Regions from separate parts of the Homo sapiens genome. Here region 2 is linked to region 1. The links are chromatin loops, found by intact Hi-C in ENCODE. Cell type or tissue: dorsolateral prefrontal cortex. All regions are shown on one strand. Links, peaks and the distances in the headings refer to the core of each region. The heading gives the core; the rest is flanking DNA. Region 1 holds the start of PRMT8 (protein arginine methyltransferase 8). Region 2 overlaps CRACR2A (calcium release activated channel regulator 2A).

Region 1 (11,762 bases), core at 3,540-7,539:
GCTCTGCACCAAGCAGACCTAATAGACATCTACAGAACTCTCCACCCCAAATCAACAGAATATACATTTTTTTCAGCACCACACCACACCTATTCCAAAATTGACCACATAGTTGGAAGTAAAGCTCTCCTCAGCAAATGTAAAAGAACAGAAATTATAACAAACTATCTCTCAGACCACAGTGCAATCAAACTAGAAATCAGGATTAAGAATCTCACTCAAAGCCACTCAACTACATGGAAACTGAACAACCTGCTCCTGAATGACTACTGGGTACATAACGAAATGAAGGCAGAAATAAAGATGTTCTTTGAAACCAACGAGAACAAAGACACCACATACCAGAATCTCTGGGACGCATTCAAAGCAGTGTGTAGAGGGAAATTTATAGCACTAAATGCCTACAAGAGAAAGCAGGAAAGATCCAAAATTGACAGCCTAACATCACAATTAAAAGAACTAGAAAAGCAAGAGCAAACACATTCAAAAGCTAGCAGAAGGCAAGAAATAACTAAAATCAGAGCAGAACTGAAGGAAATAGAGACACAAAAAACCCTTCAAAAAATCAATGAATCCAGGAGCTGGTTTTTTGAAAGGATCAACAAAATTGATAGACCACTAGCAAGACTAATAAAGAAAAAAAGAGAGAAGAATCAAATAGACACAATAAAAAATGATAAAGGGGATATCACCACCGATCCCACAGAAATACAAACTACCATCAGAGAATACTACAAACACCTCTACGCAAATAAACTAGAAAATCTAGAAGAAATGGATACATTCCTCGACACATACACTCTCCCAAGACTAAACCAGGAAGAAGTTGAATCTCTGAATAGACCAATAACAGGCTCTGAAATTGTGGCAATAATCAATAGTTTACCAACCAAAAAGAGTCCAGGACCAGATGGATTCACAGCCGAATTCTACCAGAGGTACAAGGAGGAACTGGTACCATTCCTTCTGAAACTATTCCAATCAATAGGAAAAGAGGGAATCCTCCCTAACTCATTTTATGAGGCCAGCATCATTCTGACACCAAAGCCGGGCAGAGACACAACCAAAAAAGAGAATTTTAGACCAATATCCTTGATGAACATTGATGCAAAAATCCTCAATAAAATACTGGCAAACCGAATCCAGCAGCACATCAAAAAGCTTATCCACCATGATCAAGTGGGCTTCATCCCTGGGATGCAAGGCTGGTTCAATATACGCAAATCAATAAATGTAATCCAGCATATAAACAGAGCCAAAGACAAAAACCACATGATTATCTCAATAGATGCAGAAAAAGCCTTTGACAAAATTCAACAACCCTTCATGCTAAAAACTCTCAATAAATTAGGTATTGATGGGACGTATTTCAAAATAATAAGAGCTATCTATGACAAACCCACAGCCAATATCATACTGAATGGGCAAAAACTGGAAGCATTCCCTTTGAAAACTGGCACAAGACAGGGATGCCCTCTCTCACCGCTCCTATTCAACATAGTGTTGGAAGTTCTGGCCAGGGCAATCAGGCAGGAGAAGGAAATAAAGGGTATTCAATTAGGAAAAGAGGAAGTCAAATTGTCCCTGTTTGCAGACGACATGATTGTTTATCTAGAAAACCCCATCGTCTCAGCCCAAAATCTCCTTAAGCTGATAAGCAACTTCAGCAAAGTCTCAGGATACAAAATCAATGTACAAAAATCACAAGCATTCTTATACACCAACAACAGACAAACAGAGAGCCAAATCATGGGTGAACTCCCATTCACAATTGCTTCAAAGAGAATAAAATACCTAGGAATCCAACTTACAAGGGATGTGAAGGACCTCTTCAAGGAGAACTACAAACCACTGCTCAAGGAAATAAAAGAGGACACAAACAAATGGAAGAACATTCCATGCTCATGGGTAGGAAGAATCAATATCGTGAAAATGGCCATACTGCCCAAGGTAATTTACAGATTCAATGCCATCCCCATCAAGCTACCAATGACTTTCTTCACAGAATTGGAAAAAACTACTTTAAAGTTCATATGGAACCAAAAAAGAGCCCGCATCGCCAAGTCAATCCTAAGCCAAAAGAACAAAGCTGGAGGCATCACACTACCTGACTTCAAACTATACTACAAGGCTACAGTAACCAAAACAGCATGGTACTGGTACCAAAACAGAGATATAGATCAATGGAACAGAACAGAGCCCTCAGAAATAATGCCGCATATCTACAACTATCTGATCTTTGACAAACCTGAGAAAAACAAGCAATGGGGAAAGGATTCCCTATTTAATAAATGGTGCTGGGAAAACTGGCTAGCCATATGTAGAAAGCTGAAACTGGATCCCTTCCTTACACCTTATACAAAAATCAATTCAAGATGGATTAAAGATTTAAACGTTAGACCTAAAACCATAAAAACCCTAGAAGAAAACCTAGGCATTACCATTCAGGACATAGGCGTGGGCAAGGACTTCATGTCCAAAACACCAAAAGCAATGGCAACAAAAGCCAAAATTGACAAATGGGATCTAATTAAACTAAAGAGCTTCTGCACAGCAAAAGAAACTACCATCAGAGTGAACAGGCAACCTACAACATGGGAGAAAATTTTCGCAACCTACTCATCTGACAAAGGGCTAATATCCAGAATCTACAATGAACTCAAACAAATTTACAAGAAAAAAACAAACAACCCCATCAAAAAGTGGGCGAAGGACATGAACAGACACTTCTCAAAAGAAGACATTTATGCAGCCAAAAAACACATGAAGAAATGCTCATCATCACTGGCCATCAGAGAAATGCAAATCAAAACCACTATGAGATATCATCTCACACCAGTTAGAATGGCAATCATTAAAAAGTCAGGAAACAACAGGTGCTGGAGAGGATGTGGAGAAATAGGAACACTTTTACACTGTTGGTGGGACTGTAAACTAGTTCAACCATTGTGGAAGTCAGTGTGGCGATTCCTCAGGGATCTAGAACTAGAAATACCATTTGACCCAGCCATCCCATTACTGGGTATATACCCAAAGGACTATAAATCATGCTGCTATAAAGACACATGCACACGTATGTTTATTGCGGCACTATTCACAATAGCAAAGACTTGGAACCAACCCAAATGTCCAACAATGATAGACTGGATTAAGAAAATGTGGCACATATACACCATGGAATACTATGCAGCCATAAAAAATGATGAGTTCATATCCTTTGTAGGGACATGGATGAAATTGGAAACCATCATTCTCAGTAAACTATCGCAAGAACAAAAAACCTAACACCGCATATTCTCACTCATAGGTGGGAATTGAACAATGAGATCACATGGACACAGGAAGGGGAATATCACACTCTGGGGACTGTGGTGGGGTCGGGGGGAGGGGGGAGGGATAGCATTGGGAGATATACCTAATGCTAGATGACACATTAGTGGGTGCAGTGCACCAGCATGGCACATGTATACATATGTAACTAACCTGCACAATGTGCACATGTACCCTAAAACTTAGAGTATAATAAAAAAAAAAAAAAAGAAAGGAAAAAAAAAATAAATAAATAAATAAAAATAAAAATAGGGTCTTTGCAGATGTTATCAAGTTAAGATGAAGTCATATTGGATTAGAGTGGCCCCTAATCCAACAAGACTGTTGTCCTTATAAGAAGACGTATAGACACACACAGGAAAGAATGCCCTGTGAAGATGAAGGCAGAGACCAGATGATGTGTCTATAGCCAAGGAAGGCTGAGCATCGTTGGCCACCACGGGAAACCAGAAGAAAGGCAAGGAACAGATTCTCCATGAAGACTTCAAGAGGAACCAACCCTGCTGGCATCTGGATTTCAGACTTCTGGCTTCCAGAACTGTGGAAGAAGACATCTCGTTGTTTTAAAGCCACCCAGTTTGTGGTACTTTATTACAGCAGACCTAGGAGGGTAATACAGGTGATGAAACTACAAAGATAAATTTTAAGAAACAAAGTTCCTGTCCTGGAGACTTTAGTATTCATTTTATCCCAATAAAGTAGCTGGATGAGAGTCCAGATCTAATATTGATGGCCTAGGGTCAAGCTTCCGAAGAGCTATACTTTGTTAGACAAGTACATTGTCTACTGGGTCCAGCTAGGAACCCACGCCTAGGGATAGTTTAGATGCGCAGGGAGAGTGAGGTGATGGCTGTCCCTGCCACAATTATGTCAGGCCCCTGTCACTCACACGGCACAGTACTGGAGACTGTGAAAGTGAGGATGGCAAGATGGCGGTGGAAGCAAGAAAAGACGTCCTGGAAAAAGGAAAGCTGGGCTGGTGTCTCTTCCTAGGCTTCTTCCAAATTCACCATTCCACATTCCTGCTGTTAATTTCTCCACCCTTTCTCTTCACATTTTAAGTTTGTACTCTGGTTCTTCTCATGCCTTCGCAGCCTAGCGGACTAGAAAAAGCATTTTGGTGATTAGAAAACCAGACTTTGAGCTCTAGCCTCATCACTTACCAGCTGTGGGATTTTGAGCAAATAACAGTAACTCTCTGTGCTTCAGTTTATTAATCCATACAATGGGGATATATGTAATTCACAGCATTGCACACAATGCAATGTAATAAGCGAGCATTTTAAGTTCTACAAGAAGGTCAGAGCTCTCACTATGCACAATTCCTAGACCTTATGCAGAGAAACACTGGTCTTAGACAGTACAGATCAGGATATACCAGAAAGTTGGCACAAAAAATAAAAACAATAAATGAGATGCTACGTTTAAAGGAGGTATAAAGAGCACAGACCCAGGAGTCCACAGGATCTTGACCCCAACACGGAAGAGCTCTGTGATATTGGACAAGTAGTTCCTATCTCCTGACTTAAGTGATTTGAGTTTCCACCCAACTTTAACATTCTATGACTTTATGAAAATACGCACATCAAGCTGTTTGCTCAATATAAAATTACACTTTAAAAAGAGATCTTTACTTATGGGCCACTCATTACAAATATGGGAAAAACTGTGATGCTTGAGGGAATTCTTATAACAAGTGAAGTAAGAAAAGACATTTGATGTGTGAAATATCCAGTGGCTATTTTGGCTGGATAATACTGGAGAGGCAAATCTCAAACACTCCTCTCCTAGCTATTCCTATTAGAAGTCTAATACCAGAATATCAGAAAAAGGGATTGGAATCAATTGGAACAAAAACTAGTAAAAATGGTGAGACAACCCCAAATGAAAAGGTAGCAGCCAGTTTTCATCTCTTTTTAGAATAACATAAACGAAGGTGACTCAGATTGCAATCGAAGAGGTTGAGCTCAGACTTCAGGGAGAACTTCCGACTACTGAGACACTCGAGGAGTTTGGGGAAATTCCCTTCTCTGAAGCTTTTTAACAAGAGACCAAGTGGCCAACAATGCATCTTCGGTTAGGTGGTTCTCAGGGACAGAGGCATGGACAGAATGACCTTTCAGAGGTCCCTTCTTGCCTGTGCTCACTCTATCTTGTTACTAAGCCAGTTCACAACAGCACCACCTGCTTGCTTCTCACACACAGAGGCTGCTTTCAGTTACCTTGGCTGTTCACATATTTTCAGGCTGCCCATTTTCCCCCTGCTGGCAGAGTAGACTCCAAGGTGTAAGGACTGTTTTTACAGATTTTTGCATGTTCCACACTGGTATGTGATAATCACTTCACATTGCAGTTAGCAAAGAGGAGGAAATGAAACCCACTCCTGAATTGGAGACAGGAGTGTTGTGTTTCACTGTCTTTGACAGCCAAAAGCCAATTTAGGACTCTGAAAAGCCAAATTAGCCAGGCAAAAAAAAAAAAAAAAAAATTGGGTATCTTCTTAATTCTCCTGAGCTCACTTAAGGACTGAAATCAGTGTTTGCGGAGGGAGGAAAAAGTCACATGGACTATGGTTTTATGGATCATTTCAGCTACAGAAATGAGAAAGTGGGAGAATACTTTCAGTTTGCACTTTTTTGGCAAGACTCCTAAAAGCTAGCAGGATAATAATCATAAACGCTTATTGAGAACTCACCATGTATAAGGCAATGTTCTAATTCCTTTGCATAAATTAACCCTTTTCATCTTCACAACAATCTTAAAAGGCCCAGAGACATTAAGCAACTTGCTCAATGTAGCAACACATCTACTAGGTCCAGAACTGGATTGAAAACCAGGAAGTCTGTCTCCATAGCCTACTAGTTAGTGTACACACTCTGCAGAAACAGACATAGATGAAGACCATCCTCAGAGAACTATGCCTGGTTCCTCCTCTTCCTCAATTCCCTAACCCCTGTAATAATGGGACCACATTCTTCAGCTGAAAGTAACTTCCTGAGGAGAAAGATCTATTAGCCAAAACCACCAAGATACACCATGCAAGAAGTCAGCTCAGTTATCCCCATAACTCACTGCAACCCCTAATCTCATTGTCACATTGTAGGATTTTTTCCAACCTGTAATTATTCCCTCTCCCTGGGCCAGCAAGTCAACAGAACATTCAAAAAAAAAAAAAAAAAAAAAAAAAATATATATATATATATCAGTTTCCAAAGTGACTCTTTGCTAAAACTGTTTCCCAACTCCTGGGGGCTCTCCTTTGAGGTGATAAAACCCTAATCAGGGAGTCATCGCCATAAATAATGCATCATGCATCAGACTTTCACCAAGTATCAGTAAAGCAAGCAGTAGCTCAGGAGGGTCCATTATCCCCCATGGTTCATAATTGGGCATTGTGATTAATCCATTTATCTGCTATTCAGATGAGCACTCCATAGTAAGAGTCGATAATTACTGAATATTGAATAAGTACATGAATAACCAAAATGTACCCATGATTTGACTGGCTTCAGCACCTTGATTCCCAGAATATTTACCCATTTTGAGTTTCAAAGGTTCACAGCAACTAAGTACAGCAGACAGGTGGGGTGGGAGATAGGAATCCCAATTTCCAGGAAGCCATGAGTGACTAAAGCCCATTAGGCTCAAGAGTTTGTTCACAATCACATACATCAATTCAGTCAACATTTATTAACATTTATTACTTATTGTGTGTCAGGCCCACAAATTCAAAAAAAAGTGCATTATCTAATAGACATATAAATAGACACACAAAAAGCCAATTATCTTGCAATAGGAAAAGTGAGAGACAGGCGTTAGGAACACATAAGAAAGGGTAATGCCCCTCCCTGGGGAGAGAGGATAAATGGCAGATCTGGGAAGCCTGCCCAGAGGAGGTAACGTTTGAGCTGGGTCTTGCAGGTTGAAAAAGATTGTTTTCCAGAGAGAAGAAGGAGGAAAGACCGGCACAGGCAGAGGGAAGAGTATGCACAGAAGCATTCACATATGCAGTCGGAGGTCTTTTCCAAGAATTGCATGATGCAGGTATTGATGGGCTTTGCACACCATGCTAAGGAAACTGGGCTTTATCTAGCGTCCTGTAGGCAATAGGACAGCATCCTAAGTTTTTAAAGAGATGCCTGATCATGAGCAGATTTGTGCTTCAGAAAGCTGATCCAGTACAGTAGGATTATGAGGCTTGATTAGAGAAGAGGACAAACAGTTCAGAGGAAAGTGCCTTAGTGAGGGCAGAGGTGAGATGATGTGTCTTGGGCACTGACAATGGGCTGAAGAGGAGAGTGGGACTGGAGGCTTTGCAAATGTTCCAGAAGGCCACAGAGGAGGTTTCTCATGACACCTAGGGAACAGGGGAGAGGGAGAAGAGGCTGGCAGAATGGTGATTCCCTTAGCCGAGGAAGAGAAGCATAGCTGAGTGATCAGGAGAAAGCGTACATGGAACTAACACTATTGCGTGTTTGCCATGTGCCAGGGGCTGTCCTGGCATTTCCTTATACCCATACCTGCCCTATTCCATGAGGAGAATCAGCTCAAGTTAACAGAGAAGGGAACTGAGGTCAGAGCGGTTGAAGAGTGCCCCCAGGGCCACCCATTGCCAACAGTGTCCAGCAAGCACGTGATGTTGATGCTCTCGTACCCTAGCTGGGTACTTCGCTTTGTGGAGGGAGGCTTTGGTCAAAATGTAAGTAGTTTTATTCTTCACTTGCTCCCTTCCTGCCCAATGGTTAGAGTATCTCTCCGTAGCTTTAGCTTTTGAACGAACACTTTCTCCCATCCTTGCCCACCTCCATCACTGCATCTCTCCCTTCCAAAGTATTCCTCTCTGCCCACTCCTCATCTACTCCCATTCACACATGGCATCTTGTTAGAAATAGCAAGGGCAGGGCAAACAGCAATGAATCAGAAGTGGGGGCAGTCTGTGTTTCAGGGCTGACTTAACCCACCAGAAGACTTTCAGCAATTGCTTGACCTCAGCCTCGGTGTCCTCAACTATAAAATGGGTATAAGAAATGAATACTAATCTTTGCTTATCTCACAGGATTGTTGTGAGGATGGAATGAGATAAACAACAAAAAGCAGGAAAAGGTGGCTACAGGATTATCCATCATAGTTGTCCATGAGACTGTGAGCCCCTCCAGAGGAGGGACCAGGTGGTCCTCATGTTTGGAACTTGGGTACCTAGCTTTCCTGGTACAGAGCCGGTGCTTGACAAAGAGGTGTGGAATTCAGAACTAGGACCACTACCACGCTCCCCACCACCCACTGACACACGTGGAGGCGTGCTCCTGCCGCTCTCATCTACCATAAATGCAGGCAAGTCCACAACACCCCACTTTTGGAAGTGCTGCTCTAGTCCTGGCTTATTCCAAAAACAGCCAGTTCCTGGAGGGAAACCAAGTGATTGTCACGCTGCCTGGATGCCTCCGCTAGGCACGTTTGACCAAGTCTGGGTTCTACCCCTTCTCCAGGGAAGTTGCTAAGAACCGATCCGCCAACCTGGCTCACACCCCTCCAAGGAGCCCCAGCTGGGTCTGTCCCTCCCCGCACCGCCTTGGTGCCCCGCACGCGACGTGGTTTTTTGTTTGTTTGTTTTGTTGTTGTTCGCAGGAGCCCGGCCGCCCCTACTGCTGTTTTCATTGATGCCTTCAGCAGAGCTGGCATGTGCAACTGCTGAGAAGGGGGAGCGCGGAGCGGCGGGGGAAGCAAGTAAAAATAGACTGGCGCGCGGCGCTCTGCCTGCTCCGGACGCCTTTAACCCTCGCCGAGGCTGGGAGAGCGCAGCAGCCGCCGCTGCACACTGCGGAACCTGGCAGGGGTCTGCACCCAGACCCCGCGCGGCAGCGGGGGTAGGAGGCAAAGGGAACCGCAAAAACTTTTTCTTAGAAAAATGAGCCGGGGGTGGGGTGAGGTGGAAATGCAGGGAGGAAGCGCCTTCTCGCTTCCAGGGCTCCAGCCACCTGGCAGAGACCGCTACGTGCCCGCTCGCTCCACACTTCACAGAAGCGCGGCCTTGAAGCCCTGGGCTATTTTTAGAAACCCTTTCGGCGGGTGGGCGATCAGAGGGCGGAGGGTGAGGGGAATGGTAAGGATGGCTTTCTGCTGGGAGGCTAGCCGCCTCGCACTACACATCATTCCGAATGTCTGCTCTCAGGTGGGGGCTGGGGAAGAGGAAGTGGTGAGGGGACGGCGGGCACGCAGGCTTTGCCCTAACTCAAGGAGACAGCATTCGCTACTGAATGCCCCGCTGCGTTCAAGTCCCGGAGCGTGTTTGTTTTGAAATTGACAATTGTCAGATGCATGCTGCTTCTAGTCTCTCAGAGAAGGGGGATTTATAAAGCTTTGCTGCCTACGCCGTGGGGTAGGGGTTTTAGCGCAGAGTTAAGAACTCGAGGGAAGAAGACCAGGAAGGGTCTCTCTACCTTTTTGCATTCCGGCAAGACAGAGGGACAATCCCCGCGCCACACCCCCATCCCCGCCCCCCGCTGCATATGGGTAACCATATGTGAAATGTGCGGCAGCCCCACCAGACACCCAGCTATTAATAGAGCCTGGGAGTTTGCTCTCTGTGTCTTTTTCCTGCCACTGAGTAAGGGATGATCTTCACACACATGCCCCACTCCGCCCCCATCTCGGCGCACCGTTTCTCCAGGAAGGTAAGGGGGCTGCCCACGCTGATCCCCTTCGTGACTACAGGTGCCCAGAGCCTACGGAATAGTCCGGTTGTTGTAATGACAGCGGGGTCAGAGGGAGGCGAGGGATCACAGCCTCGAGTCTCGGGACGCAAAGCCCAGCAGGGCTCTCTGCGGCTCAGGGCCAGCTGGAGAGTAGAGAAAAAGGCTGCCGAAGGCGGGGGCCGAGAACACAATTTGCGGAGCTAGAGCGACCTCCTCAAAAGCCCTTGCGGGACGGGTGGCTGCAGACCCATTTCTCACTGCAGCCGGCGGCGCGCAGCCCCCACAGTCCGCGCAGGCTCGGCTGCTGCAGGGGCGGACGCTGTCCCTGGTGCTGAAGGTGGCCGCGGCCCGTGTGCCCTGCCGGGTTTAGCTACCCAGAGGCGGCTCTGATATCTGAGGATTGCAGACTTCTCTCTGGCCCAGATCTGGGCCGGAGGGTCTGTAGGAGGTGCCCGAGTCCTCCTGCCGGCTCGGCCCCCGCGGCCGGGGGCTCTCCGCGCGGCTGCGGGGACGGAGAGCTCGGGAACCGACTCGAGCTTGAAGGGTAAAGCTGAGGCAGCGGCAGGAGACGGTCAAGGCACTGCAGGGGGCAGACCTGGCCCCAGGATTACCCACCCCAGCTCTGCACAAAGCCGGGACCCGGGAGCCCTCACGGAGCCCAGAGGAGAGGGCAGGGGAGCGCGGCTGCCCGGGGTTTGGGACTTGGGGGCGGGAGAAGGGAGCAGCGGGTGGCAGGAGAGGGTGATGGGGTGAGAGTGACTGTTTTGCATTTTCAAGAGGGAGGGGACCTGAGACATGAACTTCCCCCCCACCCCCCACCAACACACACACACACACACACACACACACACACACACACACACACACACACACACACAGGAGGAGGCCGGCAGAAGCGAGCGGGATGAAACTGGGGAAAGTTTGGCACTCGGCGCTGAGCGGCGGCGGCGGCGCGGTGGTCCGGGTGGGCGGCGGGGTCTCCGAGAGCCCCTGCTCGCTCGCCTCCTTACCTCGGTGCTCTCGGCCGCGTTCTCCGCCATTTTCCTCCTCAGGAGCAGGCAGCGGGAGGAGTGTTTCATGCCCATAAGAGCCGGCAAGGGTTTGGTGATACCGAGATAGTAGAGGAGGAGAGAGAGCTGGTGTCGCTTTAAAAGAGAGAGCGAGAGGATGGGAGAAAAAAAAAAATCCAACCCAGCCCCTCAGCTGGAGCGTCGGCCGGCACAGTCAGCCACAGCGGAGTCTGTTCTGCAGTCTCCACTTTCTTTTATTTTCCTCCCTTCTCATCTGCTCCGGATTCCTTCACACGGTTTCAAGTTCTTCTCGTGCCCCCGACCCCCTCCCCGCCCCTCTCCACCCGCGCTGCGGGCTAAGCTCGAGGGAAGCAGCCCCGAAGCCTCCGCGGCGGCGGCGGCGGCGGTCGCGGATCCTCTCCAGGCTGCTCGCAAAGTCCGGCCGGCCGGAGGCAGCCGCCAACTCCTCTCAACTTCTGCCGATCCGCTGGGCGAAGCAACACGCTTCCTGCGCGTCTCTCCTAGGGGCTGAGCCGGGTGAGTGGGGGCGGGGTAGGAGGTTCGCTGGAGCCGGCGGCGGCTGGGCGCAGACCGAGGGCCCCCAGCGCCCCCGGGCCCGCCCCCTCCCCTAGTCTCCGAGGGTCTCGGCCGCCTCCACTCCCTGGCGCTGCACACAACTTACGTGGAGGCCAGGCCCGCGCGGGGGGCCCAGAGAAAGCCGGCGCCGGGC
Region 2 (11,762 bases), core at 3,921-7,920, 130 kb before region 1:
CTCATCTGTGAAGCAGAGGGCCTCTAGACTCCCTGCTGCCCCTGACACTCTGGAAGTGGATGGTCCTCCCACGTCTCCTCACTCGTGGGTCTTAATGCACTAGCCTTTGCCCAGCGGCAGTGGCTGGGATGACCGTTTCCATTTACTGCCTCTTTGTTATCTGTTTGGTCTCTTCTGTCTCTATCTGTCCAAGCTGCTGTTGCTGTTTGTCTTCCTGAGCCCTCCAGAGGCCTTTCTGAAGGTTGCGGGAGATGCCCTAAAGTTCTAAGATCTGGAACTTATGGTGGTGGTGGGGGGATGTACTTTCGAACCTCTTTATGCCTTTGCAAACATTCTTACAGGATGCAGGAGTGGGGAATACCTGTATCAAAACACCTGTGTTGAGGTCCTGACCTATGAGGGCTGCTGTGGGATGCAGAATGCACTTCACTGACCTTGCCCCCTCTCTCTGGGGTTGAGGACCCCAGGTAGGGTCACACCCCTGGAGAGATGGTTGTGAACAGCCCAGTGGTAGGATTAGGAGCTCTAATCCATCTCAAGGGTGAAAGTTGCCTGTGATTTTTTCTCTTACCCCTTCTGTTCTGTCCTTTCCTCTACCTGCCAGTTCCTACCCTCCTCCTCCTATTCCTCCTCCTCTCCTTCTTCTTCCTCCTCCTCCACATACCTTTGGATTGGTTGATGGAGGCCATACCCCTAGGACATTTGAATTTTACTAGGGGGCCTCTGAAAGAATTTTAGGAAAGAAGGAAAGAAAGAAAGAAAGAGAGAAAGGAAGGAAGAGAGGAAGAGAGAAAGAGAGAGAGAGAAAGAAAGAGAGAAAGAAAGAGAGAGTTGGGGGAGAGGGAGGGAGGAAGGGTGAAGGAAGGGAGGGAGGGAGGGAAAGAGAGAGGGAAGGAGAGAGGGAGGGAAGGAGAGAGGGAGAGAGGGAGGGAAAGAGAGAGAGAGGGAAGGAGAGAGGGAGGGAAGGAGAGAGGGAGGGAGGGAGGGAGGGAAAGAAAGAGTGTATGGCTTGTATTACAGTGAAGAGCCCACAGTTCAGAGTGGTTAAGTGATTTGATCAATGTTCCACAGCTAATAAGTGGCAGAGACAGGACCAGAGCTGAGGTCCCATGCCTCCCCATCCAGTGCTCTGTTCTTTTCTCCATTTTGCCTCCCACGAGCTGCACATGGAGGGTTGTCACCTTGGGCCTGATGTGATTTCAGATGTTGGAAGCATTGTTTCCTGATTTGGAAGTGAGGTGCCCCTGGCCCAGGGCAGCCCTGACAGGCCCATTTCACCCTGCAGGCATTGATTACCGTGTGAAGACGTTGAATGTGGACAACTCTCAGGTGGCCCTGCAGCTGTGGGACACGGCTGGGCAGGAGAGGTGAGGAGCTGCCCGAAGTTCTGGGCTCCAGAGGGAAGGCCGTGCATGCCTGACCCGTGGCCCTTCTGTGGCAGGTACCGGTGCATCACCCAGCAGTTCTTCAGAAAGGCAGATGGTGTCATCGTCATGTACGATCTCACAGACAAGCAGTCGTTCCTGTCGGTCCGGCGGTGGCTGAGCAGCGTGGAGGTGAGCTGGCGACCTTCCTAGGAGCATTTAGGCTTGACTGTGGCTTCTTTTTTCTTCTCTGTCCATCTCCCACGTGGGCCTCTGCATTTTCAAAATCTGATTCGGAACTTGCCTTTTCCAGGAACAAACTGATGCAGGCATGTGTTCCTCTGTTCGTCTGGGTTCCCAGTACCAGGCCAGTTCCTGGGGACCCAGAAGTGAACAAGACAGACACAGTCCCTGCCCTCATGGAGAGAGGGACACTGAAAATCCAGATTATGCCAGTAGCTGTGTCATTGCTGGGCCATGATTGAGTGGGACTGGATTGGGGGAGGGGACACAGTGGAGTGTCAAGGAAGGGTCCTGGAGAAATCAGTGTTTGAGTCACAACCAGATTCTTCCCTCATTCTCACCAGCGTCTCTCCCCATCCCCTGAGTCTTTCCAGCTCCAGTAGGCCCAGCTATGCCCTGCCCGGGAGCCACACCATGCAATGTTTGGGGGCCTCTGTCACAGCTCTTCACACAAGGGGAGGTTGATCCAGAATGTGAGGGCTCCAGGCTCACCTCAAAATCAAGAGTCTTGGCAGGGCCCAAGAGCAACTGTGTTATCTTTGCATTCTGAATTATCTGGGAGACTCTATGTTTATGATTCCTACTTGCAGTATGTCGTTTTGTACATGCTTTTTTCATTAGTGTTTCCACCACCCCAGTGCAGGCTTCTCAAGGCCACTGCCAGTGTGGACAAGCTACAAATTGCTTTTTGCCAGGCCTCGGCTGATTCCTTCACAGAACAGCCAAGCAGGATGTCCCGCCCCTTCCACCAGCAGGATTCATGGTTTGTTCACGTATTTGTTCAAAACACCGGCAGGCACTATTCTAGAGCCTGGGAATCCTAGCAGTGAATAAAAGAGACAAAGCTCCTGCCCTCATGAAGCTTATGTTCAGCTCTCTGCTCCAAGCCCATAAAACCTTGCATATCCCATCACATATTTATCATGCTGCAACAAATTGCTTATTTACTGGCCTGTGTCTCCCACTGGACTCCGTGCTGCCTAAGAACAGAAGCTGCATCTTCGTTGCTATAACCTGGATGCTTTGCATGAGACCAACAACTCCTGGATGAATGAATGGATACCACATTGCTATGAAGGCAGACTCTTGGAGTTGTCCATTTCTTTGACCCTTTTGGCCCTAAGATCCATGATCCCTTTCACCCAAATCTGTTTCTCTGTAGTTTTGCATGTCTGGGTCACCCGTCTGTCTTTTGTTAATCTGCATCCTTCTGATTACCAAGAAAAATAAGGAACAAAATGGAAGCCAGATTCAAGGGTTTCTCAAGAATTTGCCTACTACCTGTTATTTCTCAAAATTACTGTGCCTGACGCACTTACAAATGAGAAAATGCAAGTTTTGAAATGTAGGTAGTAGATTGCCTGTACACCAAACTAATAATGGAAGCAAATGGTATGGGTGAATCCAGCAGTAATTCCTTTCTAAACTTTGGAGTTTACGACACGATCTTTCTCTTCTGTTCTTTTTTTTACTTTTGTTGTTGTTGTTGGCAGCACCAAGCAGATTTATCTTCTTTGCAGAAGTTAAGCACCAGGAGGGATGTTAGGGATTACCTAATCCAGGGGTTTCCAGACTCTCTTCCTTGGAGCCCTGGAATCAGACTGACATTCCCCAGAGATTGGGGAGCGGCAAGGGAAGGTTTAGTGGTCACGGATCCAGGTCCCTCATCCCCCATCTCCGTCAGAGCTGCCTTGCCTTTTTCAGCATATTGGAGGTCAGCTACAATTTTGTTAGACAAAAGAGTTTCCCTTTGAAAATCTCCCATCTAGTATGGCCATCTCATTCAAAAGTGAAGAAAGGGAAGGCCTAACTTCTCCAGGGTCACCTGTCCTTTTCACAGACATTTAGTTGTCCCCCAGTATCTAAATTTTGGTGTGTGCTAGGGCTAAGCCTCCAGGTGGTCTGGGATTAATGGGAATGGATGGTGACAAATTTGGGGAACTACGCTCTCTGCTGTCATTAGGGGGTGTCGTTTCTAAGGCTCCTGTTTTGCACAGAGCCTGGGATCTAGAAGAAGAGGTGGAACAGTTTGGTGGTGGAGGTGAAGACATCTCAGAAGACCATCATCACAGCTTGAAGCATCAGTTTAGTCATCCTCCAGAGACGTTGCTTTGTGGGACGGGGCTGAAATCATCAGCGGCGTGTGGCTGCTAAGAGGCCCACGGAAGCCTTGGTGTGTCTGTGGGCTCGGGAAGCCTGGCTGAGATGGCAAATCTATACATAGTTAAATCAGAATTGCTTATGTGTAAACAGGGCTTTTCTATATGATTTCTAGTTTGAGTTTTTCCTTTTTTTTAAGATATTAGCCAAAGGTACATTTAAGCTCTAATTGATTATTCTAAACCTGGGTGAACATCAGGATCACACGTGGAGCTTTTAAAGGGAACAGAGGCCAGGGGCCAGGGCCTTCTCTCCCAGAGTGGTTCAGAGCCTGCAAATAAAAAATAAAACGAACAGCTCCCCAGGGAATTTTGATTCTCAGCCACCACTGTTCCCGGCTAAACAAGCGCTCCTTGAACCCTAACATATATAGGACTCTCCTGGGGAACTTCTTAAAATGCAGTCTCTGCTTCAGCAGGTCGGGACTGGGGTCTGAGATTCTGTGTTTCTAGCAAGTTCTCATGTGAGGCTGATGCTGGTGGTCCAGGGATGACCCTGTGAGTAGAAGAGCTCTAAGTCATTTCCGAAGATGCCTGTGACCCCTCACCAAGGTTTTACTACACATCTGCGGCATGTCCAGCACACACTAGGAGCTCTGGGACTCAGTATGATAGACCAGGCAATGCGTTCAGTTCAGCAGCACAGAGTTTCAGAAACAAGTGCAGGAGGCTGTGTCAAATGGCAGAGTGTGTGTTGAAGGTGTGGAACGGTGGCATCATAAATGCAATTATTCTCTAGATTCTTGAAAAGCTAAGTCATTCTGCCTTGGCAACCAGCAATCAGAGGTGTCAGGTGATAGATTAAAACTTGACACCTAATTTGATCTGAGGGGAACTGAAAATAATAAGTACCTTATATTTGTGGAGCACCTTATTTTTCCAAAGAGCTCTGAGCACTTTACCAACTCCCTCGCCTGGAGAAGGGAGGGTGGAGGGGGAGCTTTAATAACAGTCTTCAAGGTTCTGAAGCCTTATTAGTAAGTGAATGGTGGCCAGCTGTTCACAGTCCCCCTTCCTCCCTCAACCTGAAAAGCATACAAGAAAAAAGGGCTTCAGTTGCTGTACATGCCTGCATGGGAAAGACTCTTGGAAGAGGTTGTGTGGGGTGGGAACAGATGCTCGGGGGAGGTAGTGGAGTTCCCTGAAAGGAAGTTCTTACTATCCCATCTTGATCACTTCCTGGCCATGAAACTTTGGCCAATCATTCAACAAGGCAGCAGACCAAATGCTCCCTCCTGGCCCCTAAATTTCTACAGTGTATGATGGCATTTGACTATCTCTCTGGGAGGCCAAGACGGAGCAGGAATGTGTGTGGATGAGGAGATTCTGGAGGGTCCTTCCAGCCCAGAGGGAACCAAAATCCTTTGGTGCAAGAGAGCACCAGCACTGCTTGATGAGATGGGAAGACTGTGGCCTTGCCCTTGTTCTGCTATTTCACCCAGTCTAGGCAACTTTACCTTGCCTGCAGGCCTTCTGCAGAAGAGGCCCAGCAGATGCCCTCTGTGCCGATTCTCCTGAGTGCCTTATAGGAAGTCACCGCAGGCAGTCTTTCGGCCAACTCGGCATTTCCAACCCACCCCCAATTTCTTATCTCAATTGGGTAGAATTGGTTTAACCATTCCAATCTGGAAAAGAAACTAGTCAGGCTCTAAGGCCCCACGTGTGGCCATGGGACAAACTGGACATCAGAAGACTCTGGGGCCTGTGTCGGGTAGAGAAAATAGAAATTAGAACGCCAGCCTGTACAAGCCTGTATGGGCTGGTATTTCCCCCAGAGCCGGATTGCTGGCCCCCAGTGTCTGCAGTCCTGGGATGCTGAGCTTCTTGTTTAGAGCCTCTTGTCGTTCTGATGGCACTAGATTCCTGGGCATGTGAGTCGAGGAAGTGAAATAGAATTGGCGGAGTTAAGCCGAATAGACCAGTGTTTCCGAGCTGGAAAAAAACGTGGAGATTAATCTAATGCAACCTCTTGTTTTATAAGTAAGAAAAACTATGATCCAAAAAGAGGAAGTGACTTTCCCAAAGGCGCCCACACTTGTCAGCAGCACCACCCGATCTAGAAGCGAGGGCTTTGCCACACTGCACTGCTTCTCTCTTGTCCTGTGGTCCATGGCTGAAATCTGCTCCTGAAAAGCAGGTGTTCATTTACTTTTCAGTCCTTCTTGCTTCTCTCTCAAAGCAGAACAGTTCTTCAGCTCAAGGGGTCCTGGCCCACTTCCCTCTCCCTTCCTGGGCTGCTAGCTAAACCTCATTCTGCGATCTTTGTCATTGGTGACAATGTACAGCATGGTGCAAAAAATAGCAGTTTGATTTTTTTTTCTCCACGTTCCAAGTTGAGCTTGAAGTGCTGGCAGTTTAAAATGAACCACACAAATAAATCTTGTTTTGACTCATAGTCCAGGGGATGGATAAATATGGAAACCCCCAAGATATAATTTTGCAGGCATTTTTTTTCTTAGCATAACTGCATGCTTTAATGTGCTGAAAAAATTTTTGCTCTAGCTCCAGAGAAATAGCAGCACTATCCCAGCTAAGTGCTTTTTCATGCCTCCTAGCAAATAGATATTAAAACGCACGCACACACACACACACACATGCACATAGGCAACAACCAACCAAACCCAGCAGCTGCACATTCTGAGCTGAATGCCAATCCACTGCTCCAAGTTGACAGCTCTTGTTATTTAAAGTCAGAGATGGGTGATCTTTTGAATTTCAACAAGTCTGTCTTCCAACAAGCTCAAGTTCACAGAAAGGCAGCTGAAATAACTGAAGGTGGAGGGAAGGCTCTCTGTTAGAGGGTCATAGAACAGAACCTGGCTTTGGAACAGAGAGACACAGAAAAGAGGAGAGACTCAGATGAGTCACATGGAGAGATGGTGACAGAGCTAGGGCAGAACCCACATCTCCTAAAGAGAGATTGTGTGCCTGATGAAGGAGCTAAGATGACTTCACTCCAACCTGTCATGCTGATGGGATTTTTACCAACATCTCTCACAGTCTCAAGACAACAGAGTTTGAGTAGACCTGAGACCTGTTCACCAAAGCCCTAGGGGCTTGAAGGAGGTGTTGCTTCATCTAGGAGGTAATTTTGAACATCTTGTGCTGAGTGGTATGCAGGCTGAAAACCTAGTTAGGTATGAGAAAGGTGTAAAGTTTAGACAGATAGTTCCAGACTTTTGGGGTCAAAGTCAGAGAGGACCATGAGACACCTACCCCAATACCAGCTCCTCTCCCTGCCCCTGTGCCAGAGACTGATGACCTTGGGCCAGGGTGATGGTGACTGACTGTGATAGTTAGCACACTCCCTGGTCTTATGGGTATTCTCATTTATTTTTGCCAAATATTTGGAGATGAGTCTGTTTCTCCTTTATCGGTGGCAGGCCAGGGTCCCTGCAGGGAAGCCAGTTGTCCAGAGTGGCTGTGTAAGAGAGGAACAATACAAAGAACAGAAACCGCAGCTCCTGCTGAGTGCTTTGCTTTTAAATTTTTTTTTTCTGCTCCTTCTAAGCTCCTTTATTTTTATATCCAGGAATTGCTTTGGTTTTTTTTTTTTTTTTTTTTTTTTTTTTTTTTTGACAGAGTCTCTCTCTGTCACTGAGGCTGGAGTGCAGTGGCACAATCTTGGCTCACTGCAAGCTCCGCCTCCCAGGTTGAAGCAATTCTCTGCCTCAGCCTCCCAAGTAGCTGGGACTACAGGTGCCCACCACCACACCTGGCTAAATTTTGTATTTTTAGTAGAGACAGGGTTTCACCATCTTGGCCAGGCTGGTCTTGAACTCCTGACCTCATGATCCACCCACCTCGGCCTCCCAAAAAAAAAAAAAAAGAAGAAACCTGCCCTTTCTTTTCCCAGGACGCAAGAGGCACCATTGCTGTTTATGGTGCATAGGACCCAGATGTTGGGCTTATGACCCATTCCCTACCCCATCCTATTGGGTCATTCAGTATCCATCATCCCCTCTGCAAGCGAGGAAACAGAAGCCAGTGCCCATTCCAAATAATACCAAAACCTGGGGTAGAATTCTGCCCTGGGATTTCAAGTCTGATGCTCATATTTTCAGAGTTTCCATGTCAAGAAATCCCACAAGCCTTAATCATTCCTCACACATAAATCTACAAATATCTCTCTCCCATGTGCTCTAAACAGCAAGCCGCTTGGCCCATTTCCCTGCTTCCTCCTCCTTTCTTCCCTTTCCGTGAAAAGCTCTTCGCACAAGTATCCCGTGGCACAGCACGGTCAGAGGAGGGGGTGTTCCCATTAGTGAACGCTCTAGCTAATAGGGGGCCACAGGGTTCCATATATGCCATCAGTGGCTTTCTCACTTTCAAGTAGTTGGAATATGTACAATCCACTTAGGACATCAACTGCAGTGTCCAGAATTTAATCTATTTTTGATGGGTCAGAAGACACTGTAAGATCTTGTAGCGCCTTTGAGTCATCATTGCAAACACAAGTTACCATCTGACCAATAGATACCATTTTTAGAGGGTTCCAGTTAATAAGATACTAAGTAGCAGAGACTTGATTGGAAATAAGAATCTAGAGGAAAAGGTTGGAGAAGTGAGGACCCATATACTAAAGAGTTCTCATAATTCAGTGCTTATGGTGTTGAATGTTCTTTTTGATTCTCTGAGCCTTAACTTTCTCATTTGTTAAATAAGAATTTTTTTCCCCTATTAAATGGCAGTAAAAACGAATGCACAGATTAAGGAAACATTGAGGCTTAATTTCAAACATAATAGCATTTAAATTTAAAATTGGTATATCTGTAAGATGGACTTTGGACATTTATTTGAAATGCTCAAGTAAAACAGCTAAAGTATTGGCAAAACTGTAACTGCTTATTAGCTTCTGTTATCCCACAGGTCCCTCTATTTAGTAAAACATTTAGCTACAATGAATAACTATTTGTTACTAAATTATGATTAAAAGCCCCTAATTAAATATTTAAGTAAAAATAACAACCTTCTTCAATGTGCACATTACCACATTTACTCACTGAATGGCAGTCGGTGGTCCCGGGCCCTTTGGGCGCCCTCAGGAGAGACACACACGGTGCCCCTTTCACCAGGGAGGAGGTGGAGACCCGGGAAGCAGGCCCCTGGCTGGTAAGCCACAGCCATTGGGGAAGTAAACAATGTGATACCTTGAATAAACCTGTGACTTCTGGCCCAAGCAGTGCAGCTGCTATGGCCACAGTGTTCCTTCTTACACAGGGCTTTCTTCAGAGCCAAAGCGCCCAGTGACAGGGGTCTGTGGTGCCAGCCTCCAGCAAGGCACATGGCAGTCATTTATGGAGCCTTGTGGGCGCAAGACCATGAGGCAGATTTGGATCCAACCCTCAGAAGCTTATGTGCAATCAGGAGGCCTCTAGTGATGCAGTTTCTAATCAAAGCAGCCTCCAGAACAACTCCAAACCATGGGGCATTCATGGCCTTGGTCCATCGGACTAAGCCTGGCCAATTAGGCACGCCCTCAGGGTGCTGTAAGCTCTGGAAGGAGGCATGCAGCCTGTTGGCATCAACTGTCCCCTCATCCAGCACACCTTGGGGGGCCTGCTGTTCCATCTAAGATCCAAGGAGCATCGTGAAGGGGGAGCGGTCATTGCACACACAGGGACTAGGAGACACCACAGGCAGGCCTCAGGCACCTTGCAAAAGCATGATAAACTGAGGCTCTTGGAGAAGGCGGCTGTTTTCTGCTTTCAGGATGACTCTGTTACGGCCTCACCTTTTATGGCAGCAGGGGATTCTCAAGCGAGGTCCCATCTGTCCAGCCGGCATTGTTAGCCTGCCCTCTGGGCAATCCTATGACACCCCTCTCAGTTGAAAACATTTTCTGTTCTGCAGGAAGCTGTGGGAGACCGGGTGCCTGTTCTTCTGCTGGGTAATAAGCTTGACAACGAGAAGGAGCGGGAAGTCCCCCGGGGCCTCGGAGAGCAGCTTGCCACGGTAAAGAGCAAGCATTTCCATCTCTCTGGACAGAGTGTGACCCCGAGGGAAGTTGGGCAAGTGCCCAAGAGCCTTGGTGGGGACTTTCTCTGGAAGTGCCATGGGAAGGAAGCAACTGGAAAACATGGGTGTCTTGGTATCCTGGGAATGGCTCAGCTCCTGTGCATGTAGAACTTTGCATAGAAAGCCACAGGTTGCAAGATGGAGTTGGTTAGGGACCACTAGGGCATGGGGAATTATCCTAAAGTCCCTTCCTTGTAACTCAGAAGTATACATTCTAAGATAGCAATAGTTTACTTATTTCAATCCCCCTCCAATCTGCATTTCCACTTGATCACCCCCAGGGATGAAAAACTCACTCTCTGCAAAGCAGTGTATTCTTCTGCAGACCACTGTGTTAGAGAGTTCATCCTTTTTGTCAGGATTGAGCCTCAAAGTCATGAACTCAAGATAAACTCAGGAGACACACTGGAAAACCTACCATTAAAAAGCATGGAGCCCCTTGCTCAAAAATGGAATCAATGGGGCTTAATGGAAATCAGGCAACAAAATGTGGTTCCTTGGCTTCTTTTACTGCCTCAGAGTTTGTTTTCATGGAACTGTGTGTCTGGGAGGTTGGGGTGCTTACCAGCCCCATGATTCTGTAATTCTTTGCATGCTCATCCTAAACAGCGTTTCATGAGTTCAGAGCCTGGGAGAACGAGCACAGATGGTAAGACTCAAGGAAAAAGGAGGAGGAAGGGCCTGGCAGGTATCTACATGGAGGGTCACTAGACAGTTACATGTCCACAATTCCGAAATCCAAAAAGCTCTGAAAACAGAAAGGGTTGTTTTGTATTTTATCTGGCAGAAAAATCTGACCAGAAATGACACGAGGCTATTCATGGTTGTAACCTCACTTTGAGTGAATAGTCAAAGGTTTCACTGAAGAAATAGTAATATATTTGATTATAGAGTGCTGTCTGAAATCCACTGAGGGTATTATATAATATATGGTATATACATGTATTACCTTTCTAAGATTCAGAAAATTCTGGATTTCAAAATATACCTGGACCCAAAGATTCTATCCATTCTCTTTTCTTTTCTTTTTTTTTTTTGTTAGTGAAAAAAAAACTAAGACTCGGGAGTTAAGTGATACATTCGTATTATCACAGCTCACCCGAGGTGGGGTCAGAACTCAAAGCAGGAAGGCAAATCATGTCTTCCAGTTCTAAGTCCTATGTCCTTCTCTCCCCTCCCCACTATTCCCACCCCATGGAACTTCTACTCTTTGACAGACTGACCCAAGAGATTGCAGATCTGAGAGAAATGCAGACAAGGAGAAATAGAGCCCATGGGGCTGGGTGAAAAGGGCAGAGGGTCGAGCTGGCCTGTGGGTGTAGATGGGGAAAGCTGCACTGGGAGCATGGCAGAGCCTCCTGAGCTACAGCCACAGAACTGTCCTCACTCAACTGGCCTGCATCCCCTCAGGGCATCAGCCTCCAAGAACAGGCCATCTAAAAGCCAGGGCCCTGTGCCATCAGCATTGTCATAATGACACCAGTAATCTATTAATGGGAGTGATCAATGGAATATGATGAGCCTTAACCAAGGGCTCCCGCACCATGCAGGCAGCACAACCTCATCCTAATGAGCTGACGGCCAGTCTGGTGCACCAGTGCTGACAGCCAGGGCAGCTAGAGTATTAATTAACTGGTGCGAAAGAGAATTCCTACCGGAGTGCCTCATGACACCTGTCCCCAAGGCCTATGGAATGCCACTGTCTTGGGAAAAGCATGCTGCAAGGAGCTCTGCCATTAACTCAATGTGGGACTGAACAAGCCAGCCAAGTGCCCTCTCTCACTACAGCTTATCTGCCTGTGAAAGGGGGAAGAATATTGCCCACCCTGGCCTTTGTGTCTTTGCCTGAATCACAGGGCTGGTGTAACCTGGAATGAGCATGTGTGTACTTGAGAGGAATTTGGGAAAGTGTAAAGAGGAACTAAGACAGCGTATGGTTTCATTGTTTTACAATTGTTATAGCTCACCTGGGAGATGG

What was found. Peaks named below come from ENCODE experiments on the same cell type or tissue, not always from the same donor. Only the 100,000 strongest peaks of a DNase experiment are listed, where the experiment ranks them.
Region 2: it touches region 1 in a loop (3-fold over the local background); 3 of 110 quality-filtered maps call a loop at or near these places.

Annotation. Positions count from the first base shown.
Region 1 is chr12:3,490,971-3,502,732 of GRCh38, reverse strand. PRMT8 (protein arginine methyltransferase 8) reads right to left here and starts at 11,530. Exons shown (of 10, transcript NM_019854.5): 1 at 11,033-11,530. The coding sequence starts at 11,107. It overlaps THCAT155 (thyroid cancer-associated transcript 155), which reads left to right and starts at 9,914. Exons shown (of 2, transcript NR_126055.1): 1 at 9,914-10,001. In dorsolateral prefrontal cortex, for the core only: a CTCF peak has its summit at 5,570 (motif pointing left); no DNase peak of the experiment used is centred there; H3K4me3 peaks cover 301 bases.
Region 2 is chr12:3,617,230-3,628,991 of GRCh38, reverse strand. It overlaps CRACR2A (calcium release activated channel regulator 2A), which reads left to right. Exons shown (of 20, transcript NM_001144958.2): 16 at 1,286-1,367; 17 at 1,442-1,556; 18 at 9,620-9,721. Among named protein-coding and RNA genes, the nearest start is that of CRACR2A, 130 kb to the left of the region's middle. In dorsolateral prefrontal cortex, for the core only: no CTCF peak of the experiment used is centred there; a DNase peak (open chromatin) is centred at 5,831; H3K27ac peaks cover 3,769 bases.